Linked DNA regions of Homo sapiens: regions 1 and 2 are each linked to region 3. The links are chromatin contacts, found by Hi-C or POLR2A ChIA-PET in ENCODE. All regions are on one chromosome and are shown on one strand. The core of a region is the stretch at or near the end of the contact, and the rest is flanking DNA. Distances in the headings are between cores, read along the strand shown. Region 1 holds the start of PGM2L1 (phosphoglucomutase 2 like 1). Region 2 overlaps ARAP1 (ArfGAP with RhoGAP domain, ankyrin repeat and PH domain 1). Region 3 holds the start of FAM168A (family with sequence similarity 168 member A).

Evidence for each region. A loop is a pair of places that touch in the nucleus more often than their neighbours do. ChIA-PET counts read pairs that join two places held with the same protein, here RNA polymerase II (POLR2A). Pooled maps may share reads with other maps.
Region 1: a loop to region 3 is called in a map of CD4-positive, alpha-beta T cell, with 11 times the contacts of the local background. The contact joins the promoter of PGM2L1 here to the promoter of FAM168A in region 3. A Hi-C loop is called at or near these places in 2 of 168 maps with a recorded cell type or tissue (CD4-positive, alpha-beta T cell and CD8-positive, alpha-beta T cell), 2 of 37 single-sample maps with no recorded cell type and 14 of 50 pooled maps.
Region 2: a pooled map shows a loop between it and region 3 (8-fold over the local background). The contact joins the enhancer-like site here to the promoter of FAM168A in region 3. A Hi-C loop is called at or near these places in 7 of 50 pooled maps. POLR2A ChIA-PET finds 5 or more read pairs at or near these places in 2 of 52 experiments (B cell and OCI-LY7).

Annotation. Positions count from the first base shown.
Region 1 is chr11:74,396,468-74,399,736 of GRCh38, forward strand. It overlaps PGM2L1 (phosphoglucomutase 2 like 1), which reads right to left and starts at 1,966. Exons shown (of 14, transcript NM_173582.6): 1 at 1,584-1,966. The coding sequence starts at 1,694. MIR548AL (microRNA 548al) reads left to right here and starts at 2,770; the gene lies at 2,770-2,866. RefSeq lists enhancers at 1-116, 117-616, 1,708-2,329, 2,061-2,430, 2,330-2,950.
Region 2 is chr11:72,736,761-72,739,587 of GRCh38, forward strand. The region is part of intron 1 of ARAP1 (ArfGAP with RhoGAP domain, ankyrin repeat and PH domain 1); the gene reads right to left. Among named protein-coding and RNA genes, the nearest start is that of ARAP1, 14 kb to the right of the region's middle. RefSeq lists enhancers at 1-109, 280-379. Within about 2 kb of position 1,556, at least 17 of the 41 ENCODE cell types and tissues checked have a DNase peak (open chromatin) inside an H3K27ac peak, as active enhancers do; they include B cell and OCI-LY7, where a contact is called at or near this core.
Region 3 is chr11:73,596,246-73,599,425 of GRCh38, forward strand. It overlaps FAM168A (family with sequence similarity 168 member A), which reads right to left and starts at 1,867. Exons shown (of 8, transcript NM_015159.3): 1 at 1,678-1,867. RefSeq lists an enhancer at 1,201-1,929 and silencers at 1,821-1,950, 2,081-2,310.

The DNA of each region.
Region 1 (3,269 bases), core at 716-3,215, 800 kb after region 3:
GCAGTGGCGCGATCTCCGCTCACTGCAAGCTCCGCCTCCCGGGTTCAAGCCATTCTCCTGCCTCAGCCTCCCGAATAGCTGGGGCTACAGGCGCCCGCCACCGCGCCCGGCTAATTTTTTGTATTTTTAGTAGAGACGGGGTTTCACCATGTTAGCCAGGATGGTCTCGATCTCCTGACCTCGTGATCCACCCGCCTCGGCCTCCCAAAGTGCTGGAATTACAGGCCTGAGCCACGGCGCCCGGCCGGAAATTCATTCTTAGGCAGAATCCAAGGCCCCACCCCAGGCCTCCTGAATCAGAATTTGTATTTCAAGATCCCCAGGTGATCTATAAGCACATTAAGGTTTGAGAAGCATTAGTTTAGACTGTAGAGGAAGAATTATTCGTCCAATATACATATGACCAATTAACACCAAATACCTCATTGTAGTTGCTTATTTGTTGGTCTTCCTCATCTGCTAACTGAGGCTTGTTGAGGGCAGGAACCCTTTCTATTTTCCTCACAAGTATTTCCTGGGTCTAACAAGACCTAAAACACGCACTCAGCATTCAATATTTTTTTGCTGAATGAATGAATGAATAAAGTAAAAACAAAACTTTCAGAAAGTGAAGCCTTAAGGAAATTCATTTGTACAACATAATGTCACATACTACCATACAAATTCCTTAATTCAGTGTCATTAATTCCATTTTAAATGTGCTGCCTTCTCTACTTCAACAAAGGTATTTTACGCACTTGACAAAGCAAAAGCTTGGATTATCTTCCTCTGTTGGAGCTACCAGGGACCTCTTTTACAAGTAAGATAGCTGCATTTTAATTCTGATTGTCACAAATTCATCCCAAATGCCCGCACGAGGTTTAATTACCACCACAACTTGGAGGTGGGGGCGGAGGGTGGGTGGGGAGGTGTTGGTAGAGAAGTAATGGTTAAGGCAAAAACAATCCTGTATTAAGAGTACCACATGAAACCTGGAAAACACGATTCCTTGAACAGATTAATTCCAGAAAATAGCTGCCAGCAGGAGAAAGAAGAGGTAAGCGCCTTGCCTTTCCCAACAGCAAAAGGTGATACTAGACAATACCAGGGAGTGATAAAAGGCCAGCAACTACCTAGCGACAGAAGGAGGAAACACACCAGACCAGAACTAAAGCGGATAGCGGTTAGAAACGCCCAGTAAGGGTGCCAGAAACCACTTTCAGGTATGTGGAGAAGGAAGTCAAGGGAGAAAAAGGGAAAGGAAATCGTTGTTTAGGGTATAACTTACAATGATGATGATTTTTTTTTTTTTTTTTTTGAAGAAAGAGGGAAGACAGCACTTGAAAGGAAAGAGGGTAAAGAAGAGGAAGGGAGGTTACAATTGAGAGCACTGCAGAAGGAAGCGATGCAGATGTTGCCGCCCGGCTCTGGCAGTCCGAAGGAGCAACCCCACGCATAGGTGGGTGGCAACGCCCTGCTCCGCTGCCCCCCGCTCGGTGTCCCGAGCCATCTCCTCTGCAGCCCGCGGGGCGCTGGGTGGGCACAGGAAAGAGCAGACTGTGTGGGGGAGGCGACGGCGTTTGCCGGGCTGACCAGGTACCCACCTTATCCCAGCGGAGCCACTGCCCGATGGCCGTGTCCAGCTGAGGGTCCCCGGTGTGGTAGGGGGCGTGGAGCAGGTTGGAGTTCAGATCCCCCTCTGTGTTTTCAGCCATGGCGACCAGACAGGCGTACGGGCCGGGGGCCGGCGAAGACACTGAGTTGGGGTGGGGGGTGGCTTGGGGTTCGCTCACCAGGGTCCAGGCGTCCCCACCTCACTGAAGGGCATCGGAGACCAACCGCAGGGTGTTCGTAACAGCTCCTGCCGCGGCGTCAGGGAACCGGGAGAGAGGGGGTTTATGGCCGCCTGCTCCCCAGCGGACCAGGTCCGGGTCTCTGGGCGAAGTGACTGAGGCGGTCGCGCCGCGAGAGAACAACAGTCCCAGATGTCTGGGTCCTGGCTCCGCCGCCGCCGCCGCCGCCCGCCCCGCCTACGGCCCCGCCCCGCGCCTTAGGCCCCGCCCCTTCCCGCCCTTGCTGATTTAAGTCCCCGAAGTTCTAGACTGGAGCCCGGGAGCGCGCTCCCCACGCCTCCGAAGTAGTGGGGGTTTACAGCCCGTCCGGGTGGTGAGGCAATAGTGCACGGTTCTTTTTATTTTTTAATTTGCCAAGGGTCTCCTTTCCTCGATCTGCTCTCACGGCTACCACTAGCAAGCTGCCTTTGCGCTTGCCCTGCAGGTCCCCAGCGCGCGCGCAGGCCCCCAGTTTCTCTTGGGGGCACGCGCCGGTTGGGGGAGGAGGGGCAGTGCGAGCTGTCCGCGCACTGCCTCACGGGAGTTGTAGTTCTTTCCTTTGTCTGAGCTCAGCGGAGACCGCCGCCGAGACTACGACTCCCAGCAGCTCCGCGTTCCCCCTTTCCTCAAAAGAAAAAGATCTACCTCGAGGTAGTTCCCTACAGACACGCCCTATCCCTATTAGTTATGCTGCGCTGTGTGGCCCTGGCATTAAATTAAACAAGGAATGACATAGTAAGGGGACAAAGTGGTATCCGTTTAGTGCTGTGCAGTTTACGAATCGCGTTCTATCGCCTCAATCCCTCAGTAAGGTACAGGGGCGTAGTCCTTTTCCGTTTCACACACAAAGAAGAAACTGACTCCCTGAGACACCTCTCCTAAGAGGCCGAGTTCGTGAGCGGTCAAACTAGGGTTCCAATCTCATTTCAGATCCCCTCAGCTGGCAGTTATTTTATTAGGTCGGTGCAAAAGTAATTGCTGTTTTTGCCATTAAAAATAATGGCATTAAAAGTAATGGCAAAAACGGCAATGACTTTTGTACCAATCTAATATCTCTGCTGCTATAGTAAACTAGGAGGTAGGGAGAACAAGATTACTGGAAAATAGATAAGGAAGTTGTTGAGGGAAGATGGTCGGCATTTAACCTAAATATAAGAATGTATAAGCATCACAAGATACCAAGAGCAATGGTAATGGGAATACGGAGGAAAAGGAAATTGGTTCACCCAAATTGAAATAGTCTTCCGTTACTTCTTAGCCGTCTCTCCTATGGAAAGCTCACCTAAGTTGAGGTCTGGGAAATGCTGAGAAGTGCTGACCTGTCAGCCACCTAGCTACTCCTCCGTTTCTTGGTTTGGCCTTCTTAGAATGGCTATGATTTTGGGCAAGTACATTACAACTCTTTCCCTAGTCAGCTTTTTTGTAAGGAAGGTATGATAATATTTACATCATGGCTGT
Region 2 (2,827 bases), core at 306-2,805, 860 kb before region 3:
TGCCTTCGAGCACTCCTTGGTCTGTCATTCAACTTCATCCAGCTCTGACGTTTACAGACGAAGAAACAAACACCCACAGGGAGGAAGTGACTTGCTCAAGTTGTCAGTGACATACCCCAACCCCCAGCCAGGCTGGGCTGGCCCTGTCCATGACTTCCTCCATGTCACTTCTCACAGTAGGCACTGGCCTGGCAAACAGGGAGCCCCCAAAGTTGTCTGCTGACAATGAGTGAGTAAACCACATCCTCCCATCTTCAGGTGGCTCCAGGCCAGCTCCTCCAAAAAGTCTGCCCTGACTGCCCCCTCAAGCTCCTAGTCCTCTGAGGCTGAGCCCCATATCTCGGCACTGCTTCTGCTCTCTCTTTGGTTGCTTGTTTTGTGGGGGTCCACCTCCACCCAATCCCCCATGTATCCTGGAGTATCCTGAGAGTCCATACCCCTTCTTATCTCCTCTGCTGTCCACAGTGGTGCCCAGGACCTGGCTGGGCTCACAGGTGCACTCAGTCCCAGTCCAGAGGTAAGGGTCGCCTGGAATCTCTAATCCTTGTCAGCCAGTCCTTCTTCACGTCTGGCTTGAGTACTTCTTGCTGGAACCAAAACTTTTGCCCTTCTGTCCTCTACCTACCATTTCAACCCCAAGGTCAGAGTTCAAATCTCATCACCCCTTCTCTGTCCCAGCCCAGCAACTCCATGGTAATATCTCTACCCACTACTGACTAGTGACCTGTTTCACCGGCCCAGCAAGAAGATGACCCAGAGCCTTAGCCAAAGACAGGCACCCTCCAGCTTCCTTCTTTCCCTAAATGCACACCATTTGGCAACCATGTGCCCAGCCCCTGCTAGATTTTCTCCTTCATCTCATTTGTTCTTTTTTTTTTTTTTGAAACAGGGTCACTCTGTCACCCAGGCTGGAGTGCAGTGGTGTGATCTCAGCTCACTGCAACCTCAGCCTCCTGGGCTCAAGTGATCCTCCTACCTCAGCCTCTCCAGAGTAGCTGGGACTACAGGGGCATGCACCATGCCTGGCTAATATTTGTACTTTTTGTAGAGATGGGGTTTTGCCACGTTGCCCAGGCTGGTCTCGAACTCCTGAGTTCATGCGAGCTTCCCCTCTTGGCCTCCCAAAGTGCTGGGAGTACAGGCGTGAGCCACCGCACCCAGTCCCTCATTTGTTCTTATAACAACCCTAAGGCCTGTGATTCTTCTCTATGTCAATGTCATGGAAGCTGTGTGAGGTAGAAACTCACCAGGTCACCTGCTGGAGCTCACGGGGCCTTCAGAGGACGTGACTGCTTCTGTCTGGTGAAGTAAGGGAGGCTTCTAGAAGGAACCCCTGACTTGGGCCTTGAAGGATAAGTAGGAGGTGGCCAGGTGGAGGCCATTCCAGGCAAAGGGGACTGGGTGTGCAAAGCCCAGGGACAGAAAAGGACCTGGTGAATTTGGTGACAGGAGATGTCAGTGGGGTGGGAACAGAAGATGTTTAGAGAGAAAGGCTCAATGGCTGGCCCTCCGTCACCTGCATAGTCTGCTGACCGTGTGGGTGTGGCTCTCTCTTGAGGCCTCCCTGAGCCTGTTTTGCATTCTGATTTGCATGAGTCAGCCCTGGATCAGGGCAGCCTTAAAGGTCCTAACCCTTTCCACACCCAGCTCTGGAGTCCTCTTGGCCAGGCCGCCTCCCCTGATTGCATCCTCAGCTCCCCTCCGCACAGGCCTCTGCCCTGGGTTCAAGGAAAGACCTAGCCCTATGGGGAGCAAGGAGGGGAGGAAGGCAGGCTAGGGGTCCTAACTGAGGCCTCAGCTTGTCCACCACCACCTCCCTTATACAGCCTCATCCCCTACCCTGGGCCCAGCTGTCCCAGCACAGGCAGGCAGGGCAGCGACCCCAGCATCCAGACCTCAGGAAACTCCTCGGAGCTCCCCAACAGGAACCAAGAACATACACAGCCAGCTCTGGCCAGGCCTGGGTCTACAAACCACACCCCACTGGTACCACAAATGCACACCTCACACTACCTCAAGGGCCACACATCTCCCAGGGCCACACACACCTACCACCCCACCCAATGGCCACACCTCAGATCTGCCCTTTCCCACCACACACAGCTCCTACCAGCAATTCAACTGTGTGCAACAACCCCACAGCCCAATACCCCACCCTTGGCCCCCTCCCCGGCCCAGTCACCAGGTGATACCTCTGCATAGGGCCTCTTCGGTCTGCTGCCCTCCTGGGCCTTCTCCAGGCTCCGCTCACTCAGGCAAGAGTGTTAGAGGCACTTCCGCAGATATGAGGAACTAGTGGGGGCTGGGTTCCCAGCCCAGAGGGTGCAGAAGTGGCCCCCACGCCTCTGCAGAAGCCACCTCCCTCCAGCCCTGCCAGGAAAGGCAGCAGGTACAGCCTTCGAGTGGGCAGCTGACCGATCTCTGGGCCAAGCAGCCTATTTTCCATCTCTCGGGGACTGGTGGCCACCACATAACAGTCTCAGGAAGGCACACTGGGGTCTCCTGTCCTACCCCAGGCCGCATCTCTGCCCTATAACTCTCCCTGGCACCAGGAGATTCCTGTCCTGGCCCATGTGTGGTGTGGCCTGTCTTCTGGGGTCTCCGGAGTGCTGGTGGCTGATGGGGAGCAGCCCCTCAGGGCAGTGAGGACTGAGTGGGACCCCAGAGCCGGGGGAATGAAGAGCTGCCTCAGCTTGCTGGTGGGGAGTTGGGGGTCTATCAGCAATGTCCCTCGGCTCCAGGCCTGGGCCCCCTCCCCACCCAGTATGCAAGGCAAGTCTGGTTCCAGTCCTGGCTCCACCATTTCTTGTCTGAAGCCTGGGGCAAG
Region 3 (3,180 bases), core at 617-3,116:
TTTAAATTTCAAAATGCCTGGCTAGTTTTTAAATACACCAGGAGGAGAGGGGAAAAGAAAAGGCAGAGACATCATATAGAAAGATATCCATTACATTCCAGTTTATCTTCTCCCACCTTTAGTTTGGAAGTATGCTTTTTTCCCCCAACTTACTTTTTATGATATACAAATAACAGAAGACACCCTCCCCTCCTTAATTCTACCTTAACTAAATCCCCTTTCAACTTTACCCTTTGGGCTGACTTGACTTCCAAATTTTACTAATATAAATAAAACAAACAAAAACATCACCCGAACAGATTAAAATGGCCCCTAAGAATGAGAAGGTCTCTTCCGTGTCCCCTGCAAAGTCCCCTCTAACAGCCTTACTGCCTCTCACCCAACCACAGCCACCAAGGCTGTTCATTTAAGTATTCCAACCCTTAACCCTCATGTGTCTCTTGGAGGCCACCCCAATCCTTCACCACCAAAATAATCCAACCCAATTCCCCCCTGCTCTCCAGCACAGCTCACTGTCCCTCTCCATCCTCTCTGCCCCATCCATACCAACAGCTCCAGGTCTCCCATTCCTTAAATTTCCCCTGTGCCACCTCACCATCAGCAACCACCTCCCCAGGCCTACCAGCTCATCTCCGAAAGTCCTTCTCCAAAACTCCCTCTGCCACCTTGGCCAAGGGATATTTTCTTCAAGATACCATCCCCCAACTTTGCTCACCCCTGCCGCTATCCTTTCAATGAAAGCAGCCCAGTGATGTTTTATGTGCCCTCTGCCTTGACTCTGCAACCAAGGAGCCACCATGCCCTTTCCAGTGATTGTAAGATCACCCTAAATCCAACCCACTGTGCCCCACACTCCATTTCCATCCCTGTCCTCCCATTTCGGGCCTGACTTCCAATGTGGCCCCTTCCTGCCAGCTCACCATCACACTCCCCTCACTGAATGTCCCACCTCCACCAACTCCTATTCCAACCTCCATCAGCCCACCCCAGGAAACCCCCAAATTGCACTCTTCTGCTCTATCCTAACCCATGCTATTCCATAAGTCTCCACAAATTCCACCAGCCCCAGATGACAAACACCCACTTCAAGCTTGGGTCTCAACCCATGCCAAGCCCCTCACCCCCAACTCCTGCCACCTCCATCATCCTGCCCCAGGTCCACCCCAAATTCCACCCTTCTGAATTAACACTACGCAGGGCCCTAACCAACCCTGTACATGCCACTCACTCTCCGTTGAAATCATTCCCCTGCCCCTCACCCCAGCTCAGATCCCAAGCTGTCAACTGCTCCAGGCCAAACCCAAATCACCACCCTCATTCAGTCCCCTCCCCCATTAAAAGCCATCCCACCCTAGTCTCATCTTCCACCTCGCCCCAAGACCATCCCGAATTCCAACCCGACGCCCCCACCCCACTCTCCTGTCCCAGGTTGGGTTATTCTCCATCAAAAGTCCTCCTCCCTTGTCGCCCGCCCCCCAACCTGCTTGGGTCCCACCCTCACCCCACCCCCGGCCAGCGCCTGGACAAGTCTCCCCCGCCAGCCCGCCGTTCCATCGCGACCTCAACCCCCTCCCCCCAACCTGCACGGGGGCTCCGCAGCCTCCCCTCTCATTCTCGCCAGCGCCACCGGCCCAGACTCAGGACCAGCGGACCCTGTGGCGGGGGGAGTCTCCTCACCGGTGAGCAGCTGCAGGCGAAAACGGCGGCGGCGGCGGCTGAGGCGGCGATGCCCTTGTCTTCTCCGGAGGCTACGGCGGCGACGCTCTCGCCCGTGTCCAGTAGGGTGGCGGATGGCGCGCGGGGACCGGAGCCTCCTCCTCAGCGACTCGGCTCTGAATCCTCTGCAGTAGCCGCCGAGGAGCCCGACGGGTGGGGGGAGGGGACGCTCGGCTGCGGGCGAGGGAGGAGGAGGCGGAGGGAGGAGGCGGGGGACCGCTCAGAAGGGCAGGGAAGGAGGAGCCGGCGCGGCGCCGCGACACGTCCCACAGCCTCAGAGCGCCGGGACCACAACTCCCGGCATGCCCTGCTTTAGCCCGCGCGCGGCCTGCGCCTCCCGCCGCGAGCCCGGTGCAGAGGGGCCGCGCCCTCTCCGGTCACGGACAGTGGAATAAAGCCAACCATCCGCTGGCGAATTTTGTAGACTCAAAGACCACCTGTGAGGAAAGTCAGGTCGCCCGAGGCCCCATCCCCAAGGGGCCGTACTCGCAGCGTCTCCATCCTCTTTGCATAGACACCCCCCTCCCCCCGCCCACACACACACACACACTCTCTGTCTCTCCCTCTCTCCCTCTCTCCCTCTCTCCCTCTCCCTCTCGTCTCTGTCTCTGGACTACACCTCCCAGCATGCCCCTCAGCTTCCTATTCTCCTTCCGGACCCTTCTCAGACCCGGTACTACAGTTCCCAGGGAGTGTGGTCCCTGCGAAATGCTGGGAGATGGAGTTCTCGGTTCTTCCTCCATGTTAAGAAAAAGAAGTGAAAGAGAGGCAAAAGGGAAGGAATACGCCAGCCCACCGAGGATGGGCCTTGATGGGCTAGATCACCTGTGATTCTGTTCATCCCTCGCCATCTCCGTTTCAGCTGTCTCTCACCAGAACTAATGCCGGAGCTTCCTCGCTGGTCTCCCTGCAAATTTGAGGACGATTCGGCAACTTGAATCCAAACGACAAAGGGCATATCCTCTTCTTGACCCAGCTCCATTACTTTTAAGAATTTACCTTAAAAAGATGATCGAACAATTTCGAAAAGATGAATGCACAAAGTTGTTATATGACGTAGTTAATTATGAAGGGAGTAAATGTTCATCGATAGGGTGCTGCTTAAATAAGACGTGACATATACATACAATGCAATACTAAGGAGCCATTTAAAATGATATAAATCTATTGACATGAAAAGCTATTCACAATTTATTCTTCGGGGAAAAAGTTGATTACACAACAGCATGTCTACACGAGTGCATTTATGTGAGGTTTGACACAATATTCTACAAGCATGGAGAGATTTCAGGAAAGAGGTTCGCCAAAATATTAGCAATGATTATCTTGGGGGAAAGGGTGTCAGATTGCACGTAGGTTTTTTTTGTTTTTTGAGACGGAGTCTGGATCTATAGCCAGGCTGGAGTAAAGTGGGGGCGATCGCAGGTCACTGCAACCTCTGCCTCCCGGGTTCAAGCGATTCTC